2 separate regions of the Homo sapiens genome follow, and region 2 is linked to region 1. A link is an interaction called in ENCODE POLR2A ChIA-PET data of the cell type or tissue named here. Cell type or tissue: PC-9. All regions are shown on one strand. Each heading gives the region's core, and the rest is flanking DNA. Links, peaks and the distances in the headings are about the cores only. Region 1 has its middle 17 kb from the start of KIAA1217. Region 2 overlaps KIAA1217.

Region 1 (10,082 bases), core at 647-8,646:
GCAGGATGTAGAAATTAAATTGCACATAGGGTAGTGGAAGTTGGGAGATGCTCCAGACTGCTGAACAAACTCAGGTTATGTTTCAACATTCCGCCTCAGTTCTTTTCCCTGATTGACTTTGGTCAGTGCTACCACAAATAGGCCCAACCCAACTATTTCCAAAACAAGTTCACTGCTCTAATAGGTTTCTGTTGGTACATTCTTTCAATGTCAGCAAGTCAGCATTGCACGTTCTAGAAACAGGGATGAAAATTCAACATTCTGCCAACACCATCTTTTTTCCATAAGTCAGAAATGGCTCCAGGCACATCACATGGCATTAATTTTGTACCATATGCAACTCTGATTGATTACTGGGTGCCGAATTATAAATAGTTGTCAAGAAGTCTAATGACCATTTATCAAAAAAGATGCTGAAACCGTGTATATATGAGTTATAAAGAAAGGATGTGGCAGGGATATTAGTTTAACTAAAAGGTCATTGGTTATATAGATCCCCTCACAGTTCTCAAATTTCTGCCTGTGCCTAGCTGTGTGTTCAGTTTGCTTTGGGTACAATTTCTAGAACTCTGTGCAAACTCTTTCGTTTAACTCCATATCGTAGTGAAGGATGTGAAGTGTAATGATGCTTAGCACCTGGCACGGTGCCTGGCATATAGTAGGCACTCCAGAAATATTTGTTGGGTAAATGAGTGTAAATAAAGGCAACCAACTCTAGGCAGATTCAATCCCCAGGGTGTGAAGCCAGATTTTCCCCTATTAGCCCAGGAGCCCCATAAAACAGCTGGAGGCTACAGGGGAGCAGCGCAGCATCTGCACCTCGGCCCTGTCTCTACGCACCGCTCAGACTGGTTTTGGGGCTTAGATATGCCTGGACCTTCACCTTCCTATGTATTTTATTATTACTTCACTTACTGCAGAGTTAGTGCAATGGAGAAGTCCAAGGGGACGCAACTGTCACCAGCAGGAACGCAAACCCCTGTTTAGGCATATGGCCACTAGGGGGCGAGAGAGTCAAAAGGCTGCATATGAACGTCAGCCTTGCCCTCTTCAAGGTGTAAACTTTTTCCTGAATTTCCAATGAAAGCATTCTTGGATTTCTTCTCCCTAATCATCCCCGATACTTGGTACAGCAAGAATCAGGAATCATAGTAATATTTTACCCCCAAGCAATTGTAAACATCCACTTTTGGCAATGCTTTTTGTTTTCTAATAAAAATGTAAACATGAAAACAGAAATCAGGAAAATTTCCCAAGATTGATTACTGTTTTGAGCTGCCTCCTGTGCAATTGCCTGGAAGCTGTGAGGCCCCAATGTGCTCCTTCCAGGCACTGTGACCAGAGACACTGCGCGTTGGGTGGGGTTGCCAGGGAAAACACAGGATGCCTAATTAATTCAAATCAGGTAACAATAAAGCCTTTAATGTAAGTATGCTCCAACTTGTGAGGGCAGTGTGTGTGTGTGTGTGTGTGTGTGTGTGTGTGTGTTTTGAGACAGGGTCTCACTCTGTCACCCCAGCTGGAGTGCAGTGGTGCAATCATACCTTGCTGCAGCCTTGAACTTCTGGGTTCAAGCAGTCCTCCTGCCTCAGCCTCCCACTAGCTGGAACTACAGGTGCACACCACCACACCTGGATAATTATGTAAAAAAAAATTTCTGTAGACATGGAATCTTGCTGTGCTGCCCAGAATAGTCTCAAACTGCTGGCCTCAAGCGATCCTCCTGCCTCAGCCTCCCACAGTGCTGGGATTACAGGCGTGAGCCACTGCGCCCAGCCAATACATATTTTTTCAATGACATAATCAGCAAAGCCCTAGTTCTTTGTAAAAACTAACAAAAACCAAAGCAAAACCTTTCCTAAGTTCCCTTTCTTAGCACATTTCACCTAAAAGATTTGCTCCTCAGTGGCTCTCCCCAGAGCCACTTCCTTTCCTGGCGGATTAAAAACAATTCTCATTCAGTATCTCGCTGTCATCAGATTTTCCCATATTCTGACTTTCCTGGGAGCATTTTCACATATTATCTTAGTGGCTCTGTTGCCCTCTGATTCCAACCTCCCTCTGTTCTTTTCTGGAGGTAGAAGTCCTGAAACAGAAACGCTTATCCCCAGTCCCAACAATTAATCCCCAAAGAACCTTCGAGACAGGGCAGGTTCATGGCTGCCTCGTCCACAAAAGCCCTGTTTTCTGGGTTCCTTGTCTTGGGCAACCTGCAGAGTCAGAGCCATCATTGAAGGATGATTTGGGCTTCAGCTGGAACAAGGAGAAATACTCCTGAGCCATCTCCTAATGGTTTTCTCGGTCAGGGTCTGGATTAAGAAGACATGGCATCTTGTAGCTGGAAATACAGGAAGCTTAATAAAAGGCACTGCAGAGTTTCCATGGGACTGGACAGGGTTTTGATCATACTTCCAGGGATGCTGCAGTCCAGGGACAGGGACTCTTACTTCTCCTAGGCCTGAAGGAGCAAGAGGAGAAAGCTCATTCCCCAGCCCAGAGAGAGAGTCAAGGGGAGGGTTGCCTGGAGGAATCTGCCTTCCCTGGAAGAATACAGCCCACCCAGGGTGGCCTGGCAGGGAGGGGACCAGGAGAGGAGGAAGACAGCCTCATTCTCCTCTTGGCCTCCAGCACTTGGAAGGAGCATGGAGGGATAAGACTGGGGACTTGTTATCCTCGTACAGAGAAGAACAGTCATATACAATAGAAATAAAGACACGGGCTGGACACTGTGGCTCATGCCTCTAATCCCAGTATTTTGGGAGGCCAAGGCTGGAGGATCACTTGAGGTCAGGAGTTTGAGAGACCAGCCTGACTAACATACTGAGACTCTTCTCTCTAAAAAAAAAAAAAAAAAAAAAAAAATTTAATTGGCTGGGTGTGACTATAGGTGGTGCATGCCTATAGTCCCAGCTACTGCAGAGGCTGAGGCAGGAGGATCGCTTGAGCCTGGCTGAGATGGGAAGATCATGGCTGCAATGAGCTGTGATCATGTCATTCCACTTCAGTCTGGTTGACAGAGCGAGACTGTCTCCAAAAACAACCCCCAAAACAAAGAAAAGAGGCTGCCTGTGCTAAGGACAAAGTGAGCTGTAGACACACCTGGTTTGGGAGTTCAGCAGAGTGAAAATAAAGGCCAGAGGTCAGGTGGAGTGGCAAGTGTCCGTAGTCCCAGTGACTTAGGAGGCTAAGGTGGGAGGATGGCTTGAGGCCAGGAGGTTGAGGTCTGCCTGGGCAACATAGCAAGGGGAAGGAAGGAAGGGATGAAGGAAGGGGAGTGGTGGGGTGGGGTAGGGGAGGGGAGGAGAGGGGAGAGGAGGGGAGGGGAGAGGAGGGGAGGGGAGAGGAGGGAAATGAAGGCCAAGATTGGTGGGAAAGGTTTCATAGGTTTGGTAATGTATTTATAGGCTCCTTGGAGATTATTTTTCATTTTTATTTTTTAAGATGGAGTCTCACTCTGTCACCCAGGCTGGAGTGCAGGGGTGTGATCTCAGCTCACTGCAACCTCTGCCTGCCGGGTTCAAGTGATTCTCATGCCTCAGCCTCCTGAGTAGCTGGGATTACAGGTGTGCGCCACCACATCTGGCTAAGTTTTGTATTTTTAGTAGAGATGGGGTTTCGCCATGTTGGCCAGGCTGGTCTCAAACTTCTGACCACAGGTGATCCATCCACCTAGACTTCCAAAGTGCTGGGGTTACAGGTGTGAACCACCGCACCTGGCCTATTTTAAATTATCTCCAAATGAAGAAACCAAAGTACATGAACATGCACGTGACTGCTTTGTGTGTGTGTGTGTGTGTGTGTGTGTGTGTGTGTGTGTGTGTGTAGAAAACGCTGCAGATGGAGTTCATACAAAAAAAAAAATCCTTGAGTACTGTGATCTGCTCTAACTGTCAAATGTTAAGAACTGAGCACTTTCCTCATTTACTGTTGACCCAGATGGAGTTATCTGGATTAGCGCAGTTCTGCATGGCGCAGCTCGTTTATTTCCTCAAGAAGAAACAATTTAAGCCATTGTTCATGTTCAGGTTAGATAGCAACAATTTAGAGAGTTCTCCCCCACAGATAAAGGAAGATAAGTATTATCTGACCTGACCATGGGGAAGATGAAGAAACATCTAACGCTGTGTTTATAGCTGAGCAGGACAGATCGCCAGAGATAGGACAGCAAAGACCCCATTGTCTACACAGGGCTACATTTGGATCAGGGAGGAACAGCTTCTGAAGCAGCTATTGAAATTGAACACTGGTATAACATCTTGTATCTGACTGTTGCTTCATAGCAAATTTTCTCTCCAGATAAGTCCGCAGGACTCCTATAAAATCAGAGTTATAAGATTTGTATCTTTACTGAGGGAACCTTAAGAAGCTAGAGCTTTTTAGCCATTAATAATGTAAGCTTAGGTTAGGTGTGGTGGCTCATGCCTGTTATCCCAGCACTTCAGGAGGGGGAGGCCGAGGTGGGAAGATCGCTCAAGCCCAGGAATTTAAGACTAGCCTGGGCAACATAGCAAGACCCCGTCTCTCAAAAAAATTTTTTTTAATTAACTGGGCATGGTGGCACATGCCCATAGTCCCAGTTACTCAGGAGGCTGAGATGGGAAGATTGCTTAAGCCCAGGAGTTTAAGACCAGCCTGTGCAACATAGCAAGACTCCATCTCTCCAAAAAGAAATTTAAAATTAACTGGGTGTGGTGGCACATGCCTGTAGTACCAGTTACTCAGGAGGCTGAGCAGGAAGATCGTTTGAGCCCAGGAGTCTGAGGCCACAGGGAGCTATGATTGCACTACCAGGCATTCCAGCTTGGGTGACAGAGTGAGATCCTGTCTCAAAAAGATAAATAAAGAAACACCAAATAACATAATCTTCCCAAGGTCTTGCTGTAAGCACCACCCCAGACATTGTAAATGTCACCTCTGGTCACACATGCAGAGTGAATTGGGTCCTGTGCATTTCTCCAAGCCCCTGAGGGACCTCAAGAGTCCTGGTGTGGGTGTGACCTCTAACTGAGGTTGGAGGGCCATCTCAGGGCCCCATGCCCTCTGTCCCAAATGTGCTTCTCTTAGAAGCCTGGGCTGTGAACAAATGGGATGTGATGAACTTAACCTTATGGGGATGACACTGGAAAACAAGGTCGCAATGATTGCTTTGATGGGGTCCAGAGCATACTACCCCCCAAATATGATACCTTGACATTGAGAAAACAGCAGAAGCAGGAAGGTTTCTTGCACCTTCCCCTTATCCTTTCCCCTTATCCTTTCCCACTGAAGCAGGTGGCAAGACCCTAATGTGAGAGATGCCCTCCCTATACCTGGAAGAAAGGAGCATCCTTGTCTCTGAAGACACAGGGACATAGAGAAGAATCTGAACAAAGAATCATCGCTGAGTCCCTAAGTTCATTACCATTAGATCACTTCCTTTTATCTTCTAATCATACTTCTGCGTGACTGTTCCGCTCTTCACCAGACGTATGCATAAACATACATACATTCACCTCTTTCTTTGGATCTTCCTTTCCAAAGGCTCTTGTGTTAACACCCAAAAGCTCTTGTGTCAACCCAAACTTACATTAAGTAAATCCGTGGTTGGGAGCAGTAGCTCACGCCTGTAATCCCAACACTTTGGGAGGCCAAGGAGGGGGATCACTTGAGGTCAGGGGTTCCAGACCAACACGGCAAAACTCTGTCTCTACTAAAAATACAAAAATTAGCCAGGTGTGGTGGTGCACACTTGTAGTCCCAGCTACTTGGGAGACTGAGGCATGAGAATTGCTTGAACCTGGGAGGTGGAGGTTGCAGTGAGTTGAGGTTGCGCCATTGCACTCCAGCCTGGGCAACAGAGCGAGACTCTGTCTCAAAAAATAAAAAGTAAATTTGTACACTTTTCTCTTGCTAATAAGTCCTTTGTTACACATGCCTCAACCATGAAGCTGGCAATGAAATCTGTTACCCACTACAGTTTCACTGCCTCCAGGCTTGATCCTATTCTGGGTTGCTTTTGCAAGAATTTTGTTTGTAAATTTTTAAATTTTTAATATTTGTGGGTACAGAATAGGTATATATATATATATATATTTGTGGGTACATGAGATGTGTTGATACAGGCATGCAGTGTGAAATAATCACATAATGGAGAAGGGGGGCACCATTTATCCTTTGTGTTACAAACAATGCATTTACACAAATGTACAATTAAGTTATTGTTGACTATAGTCACCCTATTGTACTATCAAATAGTATGTCTGATTTTTGCAGGTATTTCCAAACCTTATATAACTCTCCTGAATGGAGAACTTTCCTATTGTGCCTGTTAAATGTTTCTTATTCCTGACCAGATTAATAGTCAGGAATGCAGGTCTTTAAATCACATTAAATAGAGTAAAACTACATTATGAAAAAATTAGACAATGTGGTACAAGGTGACTGATCTTTTGTTTTTTATTTTTTTTGAGAGGAGTCTTACTCTATCACCCAGGATGAAGTGCAGCGCCACAGTCTCAGTTCACTGCAGCCACAACCTTCTGGGCTCAAGTCATCCTCCTACCTTAGCTTCCCATAGGTGTGCACCACCTTGCCCAGCTAATTTTTGTATTTTGTATACAGATGGGGTTGCACCATGTTGGCCAGGCTGGTCTTGAACTCCTGGGCTCAAATGATTCGCCAGCCTTGGCCTCCCAAAGTGCTGGGATTACAAGTGTGAGCCACCGAGCCCCGCCTCTGATCATTTTTTTTTAAGCATGACAAACCCATGTCCTGGTTATCCCTTTCCCTCCCTGGAATGATCTGCTCTTCAGAGCACTTAACTGATATGGATTATACATTTTCTTCTTATAGACTCTATCCATATGGTAGCTAATTGGAGAGCTCTGGCTGGCATTTCCTGGAGTAGGTGCCAAAGGATGGAAAGGTGTTAAGAAAATAACTGGTCAGCAGCCTGCCTTCCCTTAAACAGGATATCCTCCATGGCTCGTCCTAATTCTGGAACTCCTAGATAGCACTGGGTTCTCCCAGGAAATATGGGGGAATCTGTGGGTAGGAGAAACTTCTGGATTCCTTGTGTTTGTCAACCAGGGCAATCCTGCTGTGGGAAAGCCCTAACTTCTAAAGCCCACGGGAATTTAGGGCTGCTGACCATTCTACCATACGGTGAGCTCTGAGTCAAGGGAGGCTTGGGTTCAGCGCCTCACATAGAATAAGCTGTTTGGGGAAGTTCAGGCTTTCGAAGTAAGGATGAGAAATGGCTACCGCATGGGACCTGTAGGTAAAACCTCCTCCTGCTTTGCTGTTTTACTATTTCTGGGCATTGGGGTGCAAAACATGTTACCCCAAAATATGGTACCTTGCAGGTCACTAGCTTTGACTTTCCCCAGTCTTTCTGTTTAAGAGCCAGCCATAAAGGAATTCTCTGACCAACCTCCCCTGAAAATGGGCCATAAGATCCCTAAGTGACAGGTATCTTGCCTTATACCAAGGGGAAACGCCTGCCGCAAAGAGAGGTCAAGAAGAATCTGAACAAACAGGCCTTGCTAAGCTCCCCCTCAGTTTATTATCATTAGATCATACCCTTTGTATGTCCAATCATACTTTTTTTTTTTTTTTTTTAAATAGAGACAGAGTCTCACTCTGTCACCCAGGCTGGAGCACAGTGGTATGATCACAGCTCACTGCAGCCTTGAACTCCTTGGCTCAATCAATCTTCCTGCCACAGCCTCCTGAGTATCTGGGACTATAGGCATGCACCACTATACCCAGCTAATTTTTAAAATTTTCATTTTGTAGAGATGCGGTCTCACTAGGCTGCCCCGGCTGGTCTCAAACTCCCAGCCTCAAGCAATCCTCTCACCTTGGCCTCCCAAAGTCCTTGGGATTACAGGAGTGAGCCACTGCATTCAGCCTCCAATCATACTTGTACAAGACTGTCCATTCTTCATCAAACCAAACATAAAAACACGCAGTCTTCCCTAGGTCTTTGGATCTCCATTTCTGAAGGCTCCTGTGCCATGTAAAACTTACATTAAATCAATTTGTTTGCTTTTCTCTTGTTAATCTGTCTTTTGTTATAGGGTATCAGCCATGACCCTTGTGATGGGTGAGAAAAAGGTATTACTCTTTCTCCTCTGCATGGGTAAAAGTGTGTGCACATGTGTGTTTGGGGGGAAGATAAGGGATAGAAAAATATTTTAAATTATTGTATTAATTGTGGGAATTGTAGAGTTCTATACCAAGGCGACCAATCATTGTCTAGAATTGCTCCTCAGTTTCAGGGGCATATTTTCGAAGCATTTTTAGCCAAAATGATTTGGGGTCATCCTATGATCTCTGTGCTCCTTCGGCCAACCACTTAACAGTAGCAACAGCTATTTTGAATGAGTGTACACTTTATGTCAGGTTGCAGGTCAAGCGCTTTCAATGGTAGGATCATGTATTCCTCTCAACGACCTGATAAGGCTGGTACTATCATCATCCCCAGATTCCAGGTGAGGAATATGAAGCTTTCTTTTTCTTTTCTTTTTTTTTTTTTTGAGACAGAGTCTCGCTCTGTCACCCAGGCTGGAGTGCAGTGGCGTGATCTTGGCTCACTGCAAGCTCCATCTCCCGGGTTCACACCATTCTCCTGCCTCAGCTACCAGAGTAGCTGGGACTACAGGCACCTGCCACCACGCCCGGCTAATTTTCTCGTATTTTTAATAGAGACGGGGTTTCACCATGTTAGCCAGGATGGTCTCGATCTCCTGACCCCGCGATCTGCCCGCCTCGGCCTCCCAAAGTGCTGGGATTACAGGCGTGAGCCACTGCACCCGGCCGAGGAATATGAAGCTTTGACTCATCAATCATCAAGCCCATGGACATGAGGCTTGAGGAAAGTGTCCGGTCTCCTCCATGTTGGGAGGAATGAACTAACAAAGACGATTTCAATAGCTGACTCCTGAAAAAGGACAAACACGTTACACTTGATTCTTTAAGGCCCAACCTCCATCTTTCTTTCCCTACAGAAGAGAGATTCCATTTTAGTTAGAACAACACCAAGAATAAACTGAAATAGGCAGCAGCCTATTGAATACTGCAGAGAATGCTTGCAATTTCAATTTCAGTCAATTCCACATACAATAATCACTGAATCAGGTGTGTACCTCATACTGTGCCACAGGCTAGAGGTTCAAAGCTGGATATAAGGGACCCTTTTTTACATGTGATTTATCCCTGGCTGTGATCCTCTACCCCTGAGAATTCCCAGGGGCATGACAGAAAGTATTGGAAAGCTCATTAGTATTATGGCTTATGTTTTTGAGGCTTCACTTTTACTTGAGGTTTGGAGGTGGGATAAAGGAGTTAATTAATTGAAGAGCTAAGTCACTTAAAACACTACAAATAAACATATTTAAAACAAACACAGATATTATGGTGTTGGATAAAATTACTGCCTTCTTTTCTTTCTTTTTTTTTGCTCTGTCACCAGGGCTGGAGTGCAGTGGTGGGTTCTCGGCTCACTGCAAACTCTGCCTCCCAGGCTTGAGCGATTCTCCTGACTCAGCCTCCTGAGTAGCTGGGATTACAGGCGCTGCCACCATGCCTGGCTAATTTTTGTATTTTTTGTAGAGATGAAGTTTTGCCATATTGGCCAAGCTGGTCTCGAACTCCTGACCTCAAGTGATCTGCCTGCCTTGGCCTCCCAAAGTGCTGGGATTACAGGCATCAGCCACTGCACCCGGCCTATTGCCTTTTATCTTTTTTTTTTTGAGATGGAGTTTTGCTCTTGTTGCCCAGGCTGGAATGCAATGGTGCGATCTTGGCTCACTGCAACTTCCGCCTCCCGGGTTCAAGCGATTCTCCTGCCTCAGCCTCCTGAGTAGCTGGGATTATAGGCATGTGCCACTGTGCCTGGCTAATTTCGTTTTTTTAGTAGAGATGGGGTGTCTCCATGTTGGTCAGGCTGGTCTCGAACTCCTGCCCTCAGGTGATCCACCTGCCTCAGCCTCCCAAAGTGCTGGGATTATAGGCGTGAGACACTGCGCCTGGCCATTGCCTTATTTTCTGAGATAAAATGCTGGACTTCAAAGAAATTGAATGCAGGAGGCCCACCCCCT
Region 2 (10,082 bases), core at 1,456-9,455, 290 kb before region 1:
TAAGCCACCATGCCTGGCCCACTTATATAACTTTTTGATTCAAGTTTCACCTTGATTTTTTTTTTTTTGACTAGAGACTTTGTACTGACCAAAGTGTCACTAAGCCTGAATTAAGTCCTTATTATATATCTAAGTAAATGAATGGCTATTAAGAAACAAGTCAGTAGCATATGAAGCTGGCGATTCCCCTATTAAGAATCCCAAAGGATTTGTTCTTAAGTTTCCAGAAGACATATTACAGAAGATGGCTGAAACCAGCTAGCCGAGCTGATGTGATTAGTCCCTAATCTGAAGCATTAACCTTCCTAACCAGTTAGGGGATGATTTTTAGCCAGTGACTCCATTTATAGAACTTTTTTTTTTTTTGAGACAAGGTCTCACTCTGTTCCCAGGCTGGAGTACAGCACGAATGATCATAGCTCACTGCAGCCTCAACCCACTGTAGTCAGTAACAACTGCAGTATTCTGGCCTTCTGAGAGTCCCTACTAGGTGGTTCCGCCATTTGCTTCTAGTTCTAAATTTTGCAATTTTTTTCTTTGTATTCCTGCTCATTCCCTGTCATCTCTCTCCCCACCCCAGAAAGTGTTACATGGCCAAAGAGTCAATCAACAAATATTTTTGAGCCCTTAATACGTGCTAGGTAACATGCTAGCTGCCGTGGACACAGCAGAGGCACTGCATCCCCTTTCCCAGGCATGCCTTTCTTTGACAATGTCAATTTCCTTTTTTCTAGGAGCAATCTACCTGAACTAAAACTCTTTGATCTTGGCAGTGCCGAAGGCATTTTTCCAGGATGCAATAGTGAACAGGTTTAAAGCGAGGCTATGCCCTTGTTTGTTCATGCCCTGACTCTGGTATGAGGAAAAAAAAACCCAAAGTAATTAAAGACTGTTTTCAGACGAGTTCAACAAAACAAAGGAATTTAAATTGTCTGAATTTGTGGTAAAGCTTCAAATGTGACTCTAAGCAATGACCTTTCTATTTCTGCCAGAAGTTAACCTATTGGTGGAAAAGCTGTGTAACTAAAGACATTGTTCCCCAAACTCCCAATACATTTAACTTCTCATTGACACATTTAGATCTATTTGGGAGACACTGGTGTAGTGGGCAGTCAGGGCTGCCATTTCTTCTCCCCGGGCCCTGTGCTTATGGCATGAGCAAGAAGACTGGCTACGTTCTGTCTCCCCTAAAAAGCACTTCAATATTTTGTTTCGTCTAATGTCTCAGTATCTCCCCTGCTTTGGAATTCTTGACTATCTCATCCCTAAGTTCCCTACCACTACCCAGGAAATCCCCTCCCATCCCTGGTGCTCCCATCCACCATACCCCAGCTGCCATCCTTTGTAGCTTCAACATCCATACTTACAACCCCTACAGAAATTTGGCACTATACAGCCTCAAAATCTTTACAGCCATCCTCTGACCTTGAGTTCTAACTCAGAATGGTGTTACTGTCTAGATCTGAAACTCCAAGACCCCCTCTAAGTATGGCGATTTTTTGTTGTCTTCATTTCTCTTATTCATACAAACTATTTCTTTATCTGTAGCCTGGCCTTGCTTTCTCCACCTTCGATACTGTCTGAACAGTCTCTGGTCATTTCTCCTGCCTCTTACCCAGGTTGGACCCTGAATACTTTCAACATTATCCCAACTGAACCCCATTGCATCTGGGCTATTTTTCAGCCTTGCTGTTCCCATGCTATACTGACGTTGCTTTCTGAATGACAGAGGAGGGTAATAAATGAGAAGAAAAGGCCCCTTGTGCCCCTTCTATTTCTTCCTATGTCCTCTCCTTCTGGTAATCTTCAAGGAGACAGAGTTGGGGGAAACCTTCTCATTAGGCACTTTTCCCAAGTCAGGAAAGAGTCTGTAACCTAACAAAGGGGCTCATCTAAAATGTTCTGCATTTCACTTACAGTGCAGGAAGACAGACACATTTAAGGATACCTGTAAAAAAAACAGGCAAAAATGAAGCTCCATTTACAAGGATCTAGAGGAAAAAGCTATTTCTAATCTTTCTTCATAAATTCACTGAGGTGTTGACAGAATGAAAACTGGCAATGAGATGTGGAAAGGGAATGCTGTGGCGATGATGGTATTCTCTCTAATAAATAGTTCTTCACATACTCCTAGGGATGCTGTTTATTTTCTTCATGGCCTCGGGAGACGATTGATTATCATGTCAATTTCAGTTCACTTCCACCATCACTTTGTGCGTGAGCACCATGACGGGCGCTGAGAGTCAGTGATGCTGATGCCTTTCTTCCTGATCCTAGGCTTCGGATGACTTGGCTTGGGTGGGCATGGTGGCTACAGCCCAGCCAGAATTCTGTGGGGTTCCTCTGTGCTCAGTGCTATCAATAAGGTACTCCTGGATGGTGGAGACGGAGCAATAGGCTGCGGAAGAACAAGTTCTTATAATAGGTGAGATGTGAATGATGCTGAAAAGAATGGCAGAATTTATCCGGAGGGAGAAGAAGAAGGAGAAGGGAGCAGTGTTCTGAGCAGGGTTCCAGGGCAAGCGGAGAAGCCGTAGACCAAATACAATTTAGTGGAAGCAAAAACAGTGGACCAGGAATTAACTGTGTTTGTTCTCTGACTCCATCCTTACAGCGGTGACCTTTCTTTCAGCCATTAATCCAACTGACATTTATTGAGCACCTACTGCATACTAGGGAATGCTCCAGGCACTAAGGACATAGACATGAACAAAACAGACAAAACTCCTTGCTTACGTGGAGGTTACATTCTACTGACCATTAGCGAAATAGATGATAAACCTTAGACACCAACGAACATGAAGGAGAAAAAAAAATCTGGGAAGAGAGATAGAAAGAAGAGCTGAAATTTTACGCAGGGTGAGCAGACAGGGCTTCACTGAGAAAGTCACTTTTGAATAAAGACCTTAAGGAAGTGAGAGAGCAGGCCATGTGTGCTGTCTGGAGGAGGAACGTTCTAGGCTGTGGGAAGGGCAGGTGCACTCACACATATACACTCTGCCCAAGGCAGGAGCATGCCTGGCAGTACTGAGGAGAGCTGGGGAGGCCAGTGTGCCTGCAGTGAAGGAAGGAAGGGGAGGGTGATTGAAATGATGTCAGAGGGGCAGACGGTTGACCTGTCCAGGGCTTGTGGCGAGGGGAATCAAATCATTTATTCTCCACACCAGGATACTTCAGAAAGTGGACAGGGGAGCCATTGGTCATTGCAAGTATTGTACAAGGACAATAGGGATACCCTGGAGCTGTCCCAGTCCAGCCGAGAAGGGCATTCTCCCTACTTGTGTGTCATCTTAGGGACTCTCACTTTGACCCTGAGTGTGATAGGAACCATGGGGAAGTCTGAGCTGAGGTTGGACGTGAAAGGTCTCATGTTTTAACAGGGTCACTCTGGCCCCCTCCACTGAGAACAGGCTGAAGGTGGCAGGGACTGAGTGGAGAGACCTCTTGGGAGACCACTGCAGCAAGTCAGGTGAGAGCTGGAGGTGGCTTGGCCCAATGGGTAGCTGTGAGGTCGAGAGCAATGGCTGGAGCCAGGAAACCTCTGAGTACAGATCTTACTGTTCTCTGGGTCTGGGTGTCCAAACGCAGGGTTGGGGAGACAGCAATCAAGATGACACCAAGACTTTTGGCCTGAGTGACTAGATGAATGAAGCTGTTGTTACCTGATGTGGGGAAGATAGGACTTTATTTTTGGGCATGCTGCATTCAAGTTCATTAACAGACATCCACGGGGAGATACAAATCTCCACTCAGAAGTCACTTAACGTCTCTGGGTCTCCGCTCCTTAACCATCGAATTGGGAAAACAACTGCCTTACCTGTCCCAAAGGCTGTCACCCTACAGAGACATCAAAATGAGGGCAAATGAGAAAAATGTGTAGCGAAGCACATTATAACCTGTAAACCATTGAGGATGTGTAAGCCTTCATGATATCCCTTTAAATTCATTCATTCAACAAATATTTCTTGGGCCAGGCACAGCTCAAGATGCTGGGGATATGGTGGTAAAAGCACAGGGCTTGCCCTCATGGAACTTACATCTGGGGCACGGGAGACTGCGGGGGAGTGTTGCAACTTCAAGTGTCATGGCCAGGAAAGGCCTCCCTGAGCTGGTGGCATTTGGCAAAGCCTTGAGTTTGGAGAGGAGCCAGTCAGTTAGACATTTGGTGGAAGAATGCACGAAGCAGCAGAAAGAGCAAAGGTGAATTCTCCAAGGTCAGAAAGTCCTGGACAAGGTCAATTACAGGAAGTGAGGGAACATGGAGTTGAGTTCTTGGCAGGCCACGGAAAAGGCTGAACGAACCCTTACTCTGTAGAGGAAACAGTCTCAGAAGGCCCCTACCCCTTGTTAAACAGGGGTACCCATTCTCTCACACCCACTACCCACAGAAATCCAGCCTCACTTAGAATCCTGGAATTACATAAGTTTCTGGTTGGAAGGGATTTACATAAATCCCATAGCTCTTCCCATTCTGGGTCTGTGATCTTGAATGAAGCTATTAAAAAAAAAAAAAAAAAGCGGGCAGGTCCAACCAGGAGGTCCAAGCTCAGTCCCACCCAGGCCTGGTGTTCCCCGCATGCACAATTGGCTTCCCAGGTTCTAGCAGTGCTCTGCCCAGCACAGCAAATGCACTTAGGGAAGGCTCCAGGCAGCCTTTAATCTATTTCACAATTCACTTTCTGTGTAGGCTGTTCTGGATGGGACCAGGAAACAGCCCCAAGTCAGGAATAAGGACACAACCCCCCTCAGATCCGAAGGGCTGGCACAACTCTATGGCTTCATGGTTTTATGTCAATGAAAAATTTATTCATAGAAAACTGTCCAGTACACAAAGTGATCTAATAGCTATTTTCATTTAAATTGCACAGAACTTGTCCCTCTGCCAGGCACAGTGGCTCACACTTGTAATCCCCAAATTTTGGGAGGCTGAGGTGGGGGAGGCTTGCTTAAGCCCAGGAGTTCGAGGCTGCAGTGAGCTATGATTGCACCACTGCGTTCCAGCCTGGGTGACAGAGCAAGACCACATCTCTAAAATAATAATACATTGAAAAATAAAAATAGGCCATACACGGTGGCTCACACCTGTAATCCCAGCACTTTGGGAGGCCGAGGTGGGCGGATCCCTTGAAGTCAGGAGTTCAAAACCAGCCTGGCCAACATGGTGAAACCTTGTCTCTACTAAAAATACAAAAAATTAGCTGGGCTACTGTGGTGGGCTTCTGTAATACCAGCTACTTGGGAGGCTGAGGCAGGAGAATTGTTTGAACCCGGGAGGCGGAGGTTGCAGTGAGCCGAGATCATGCCACTGCACTCCAGCCTGGGCAACAGAGCGAGACTGTTTCAAAAAAAAAAAAAAAAAAAAAAATATATATATATATATATGTATATCTATCTATCTATATATATGTATATCAATATATATGTATATCTATATATATATACACACACATATACATATATACATATATATACACATAAATATAATAAAAATAAAAATAAAAATTGCACAGAACTCTTGAGTAGATTATCATCCCCTTATTAGGACAAAAGACACTGAGGCTTAGCCAGGCAGGGCTTTTCTTAGGGAAACAGATCAATTAGCTTGCAGGCTTTCTCGGATCCAGGGCTCTCTGTGGCACTGAGCTGCCTCCCTTAGTGACTCACATCTAGGGTGAGGCACTTCACTTCCTGTTGGCTCTCTGCTGGGTGCCTAGAGCCGCCACTCCCCAGGGCAAGCCTACACCCTGCTTTATGAAATCACCTGTTTTGCATTTTCTTTCTCTTCCCTGAGGCTAATCTGGAACATTTGTGTTCTGGAATTGACATCTCATTTTTTGCACAGGTACAAACAGGTAGGAATAGCAGTTGCTTCATGTTATGGGCCAGCTGAACACGGCCAGCTAATTTACCTTCAAATGAGAGACGGTGTCAGGAGAGATGGTCTCTTGAGTGGACCTCATGGTGACTGTGGAAATGAACTCCCCACTCTCGCCTGCTTTAGAGCTGTAAATCTTAGGGCGGACTCAAAAGAAATAAAATAATGACTCTTAGGGAAAAGAAAAAAACATTTGCTATATTTGGTCTCTCTAGTGCATTTCCTTTTTGTTTTGTCTTAGTTACTTGTGCTTGCAAAGACAAAATGTGAGGGGGGCCACGGCGAGTCCTGAGCTGAGGCTCGACATGAAAGGTCTCACGTTTTAACGGGGTCACTCTGGCCTCCCCAATGAGAACAGGCGGAAGGTGGGCAGGGACTGAGTGGGGAGACCTTTTGGGAGACCACTGTAGCAAGTCAGGTGAGAGATGGAGGTGGAGTGGCCCAGTGGGTGGCTGTGAGGTCAAGAGCAATGGCTGGAGCCACCCTTAAGGCAGCAGGATAGCGAAATGTCATTTAACTAGAGTAGCTCCCATCCTTGGACCTTTAGGAAGTCTCCTTGCTGTTTCTCCTGCTGTAAAGTCAGCTATTAGGACCCAGTATTCTCCAAGGTCTCTTTAGCTTTGAGGATGGACAAGGAGACAGAGGAAGTATTTACTGGTGATACAAGTTGGCCCTGCATGAGTATATACAGACTTTTTTTTTTTTTTTTTTTGAGACAGGATCTTGCTCTGTTGCCCAGGCTGGAGTGCAGTAGTGCAATCATAGCTCACTGCAGCCTCCAACTCCTGGGCTCAAGTGATCCTTCCACCTTAGCCTCCTGAGCACCTAGGGCTACAAGCATGTGCCACCACACCTAATTTTTCAAAAAGTCTTTTGTAGAGATGGGATCTCACTCTGTTGCCCAGGCTGGTCTTGAACTCCAGGGCTCAAGTGGCCCTCCTGCCTCAGCCTCCTAACATGCTGGAATTACAGGCATGAGTTACTGCACCCAGTTCAATACAGACTTTTTAAGATCTGTGATTTTTGAAAGTTAGAATTCATGCTTAGACCCAGCTGTATTTTTTGAATCACTTCATTCATGAAAAATGAAGTCCAGAATTCAAATAAGGACAAGTGTAATCTCCATGGTTTCCGCCAGACAGAAGGACAAGTAAATCACAAGAGAGGCTAAACTATGTGTCCTGTGTGTCAACAGAGTCTAGGATTATCAGCTCCTGGGCTATTTTGACGATCCATCTTTAGGTTGGGTGGGAACCCCACGATTCTGCATTAAGCTGATTTTGTCATCTTTTCAGGAGGCTTACTCTGCACCTAAGCTATTCCTCTTCTCTTTGAAGTTCTAGTTGGCAAAGGACCGAGTTATCTGAATCTCACAGTATTTAGTTTTTTCTGGCTTAAGTTTCTGGTCTCAGACTTAGGGCTTCTGATTGAGAGCACCTCATGAATATTCAAAGGAGATACAGCAGCACATTTTAATTTGATCTAATTAGTGACAGACGACGCCTTTTCCTTTTGAGATATTGATTTGTTTAAAGTAGCACACAGACCTTGTGGCTGCTATTCCATTGGCATTTCTGACAGAGTATCCCTGGTGTAAGAATAGAGCTAGCTGCATAAATCTGTTAGTTGGTCTAGTATGTTTATCAAGTATCTGATGCCTGAACTCAGGAGTCTAAGGAATAACTAGCAAATATGACTTAACCATGAAATTCCACTCCTGTGAACGAAATAACAATTCAGTTGGTCAGCACTTGATTTCTGAGACTGGCAAAACATCATATCGAGATGTCATTTTTATAGGTACCATGATGGTAAAAGTATAGCAAATTTTGGATAGAGACTAGTTGGTCTTTCCCAAATGACATCTTTTCATTACGTACATGCCCTCAATTCTAGACCATCTCAATGTTCTCAAGAAGGCTCTGAGACCCACATAACTTTGGGAAAATGTTCCCTTTTCTGAATTCATAGCAATTACCGTCTGTATCACTTCTTTGGAATTAATTATGTACAAGCAGACCCCAAATTATGGCAGGCTTGTCATTGAAAAGTTTACTTGTACTTTCATTGTTTAGAACTTGGAATAAATGGTGGTTGGATTTCCAGCTGGCCCATGGAAGCCTCTTTAACCTACAATGTATTATTAGTCCTGTCGTCGTTCCTCATTGTTTTCAAGGAAAACGTGTCCTGACTTCCAAGCTGGACTTTGGGAAGCTGGGAAGAGATCTTTCTCTGGAGCTCAAGCCTCTGGGGGTGCCATGTGACTTGGCATGTCCCCTTCTCTCCTCTCTGACTCACAAGGAGACATTGTCACTCTCAGGAATGACAAGAAGAGCATCCCTGGGCATCACCAAAGCCAAAAGAAATATCACGTGTGAAATTCAATGATTGTGGTTGTTTCTCAAAAACAGGTATTCAGTAGGCATTTGTAACTCCGAAGCTTCCTGTACTTAAACCGTGACAAAGCTTATATGTTTATATTAAGCTTTTAATATTTTATGACTGTCTTCATGGTTTATGTTCCTGGTGTATGGGAACCATATCTCAGTTTCTTTGTATGCAGCAAATCCTCCAGTCCACAGCTAAGCACATAAGAGCAGCTCAATAAACATTTATTGATCCATAATTACAGCTACATGAAAAAGCAATTCAGACAAGAGCTGAATCAGTCAAGCACTATTAGGCATCAAAACAGATAACCTAATGATTTCACGCATACCTGGCTTAGCTGTCTTATCTTCAGTCTTATAGCTCAGATGCAGTTTTAAAAGGATGCCCTGAACCTAGCTTGTCTTTTTGCCCCTGGACCCAAGCAGATGTGCAACCCTGGCTACTTTCCTGAAATGAACTTCGAAGCAGTTTTGATACTCTAAACATTCTAATTTGGATCTGTAAGCCCAGCTCATTCTATTCTGTGTTCACATTTAGTTTAATTCTCTCACCCTTGCTCACCTTACGTGTTTTCTGATATTATATTCAGAAATGTCTCTCCCTGCTTCTTCGGGGAGTTCCTCATCCTTGCCAACTCTGTGTATTTACATTCCTCTTTAGTAGCACTTAGTAGAGTGCTTTGCTCAAACTAGAAACTCTCAGCCACTTAGTATATCCCAGGCTGCCATAACACACTGAACTGTAATGAGTTGTTGCATCCTGTGGGGTAGATACTATTATTATCTCTATGTCACAGTTGAGCAAATGGAGGCAGAGCAAGATTCGGTACTTTGTCAAAGGTCCCATCTGCTGGCAAGTGTTAGAACTGGGATTTGAACCCAGGCACTCTGGCTTGGAAGTCCATTACAAGTTACTGCCTCTGAACAACTGGTTGATGAGCAGATTGACTGACCTGAAGGTAGTCATAGCAAGCTCTATCAATAATGAGTTGCTTTATCACGAGGAGGAGGGCAGAATGGAGGTAATAACTGTCCTGGTCCTTGCCTTACGAATGTCACAATTTACATTGCTTGAACATGGGGTATTCTTTCATTTCTCTATTTTATTAAAAGTAGAAAAAGTTCAAATTTCCTTTAGAGCAACGTTTCTAAGCTGGGGCATTTTGCCCCCCTGGGCAGGGCATTACAATATCTAGAGATGTCTTTGATTATCCTGGCTAGGTCAGGATTGGTAGTTGGTATTTGCTACTGGCTTCCAGTGGGTAGAGGCCAGAGATGCTGCTAAACATCTGCTACGGTTTGGATATGGTTTGTCCCCACTAAAACTCATGTTGAAATGTGATCCCCCACGTGGCAGTGCTGGGAGGTGGGGCCTAGTGGAAGGTGTTTGGGTTATGGGGGCAGATCCCTCATGAAGGGCCTCATGCTGTTCTCAATGTAGTGAGTGATTTCTTGCTCTCGCTTTTAAGAGATTGGATTCATTCTATCAGTAATGAATTTGTTCCCATGAGAGTGAGTTGTTAGGAAACCAGACCCCCCTCAGATTTCTCCCTCTTTGCCTGGGTTCACTTCTCCCTTGACCTTCTCTGCCATGCTATGATGCAGCACAAAAGGCCTTGCCAGAAGCTAGGGCCATGCCCTAGAACTTCTCAGCCTCTAGAACCATGAGCTAAATAAACCTCTTCTCTTTACAAAGTACCCAGTCTCAGGTATTTTTTATAGCAACACAGAATGGACTAAGACAACATCCTACAATGCACAGGACAGCCCCCTACAGCAAATTATCAGGCCCAAACTGACAACAGTACAGAGGTTAA

The links. Peaks named below come from ENCODE experiments on the same cell type or tissue, not always from the same donor. Only the 100,000 strongest peaks of a DNase experiment are listed, where the experiment ranks them.
Region 2: POLR2A ChIA-PET joins it to region 1 with 14 read pairs; 2 of 35 experiments call an interaction of 5 or more read pairs at or near these places.

Annotation. Positions count from the first base shown.
Region 1 is chr10:24,187,543-24,197,624 of GRCh38, reverse strand. It overlaps a transcript of KIAA1217 not described here. Among named protein-coding and RNA genes, the nearest start is that of KIAA1217, 17 kb to the left of the region's middle. In PC-9, for the core only: CTCF peaks have their summits at 743 and 962 (motif pointing right); no DNase peak of the experiment used is centred there.
Region 2 is chr10:24,479,525-24,489,606 of GRCh38, reverse strand. All of the region lies in intron 6 of KIAA1217, which reads right to left. Among named protein-coding and RNA genes, the nearest start is that of MIR603, 210 kb to the right of the region's middle. In PC-9, for the core only: no CTCF peak of the experiment used is centred there; a DNase peak (open chromatin) is centred at 5,706; H3K27ac peaks cover 1,948 bases.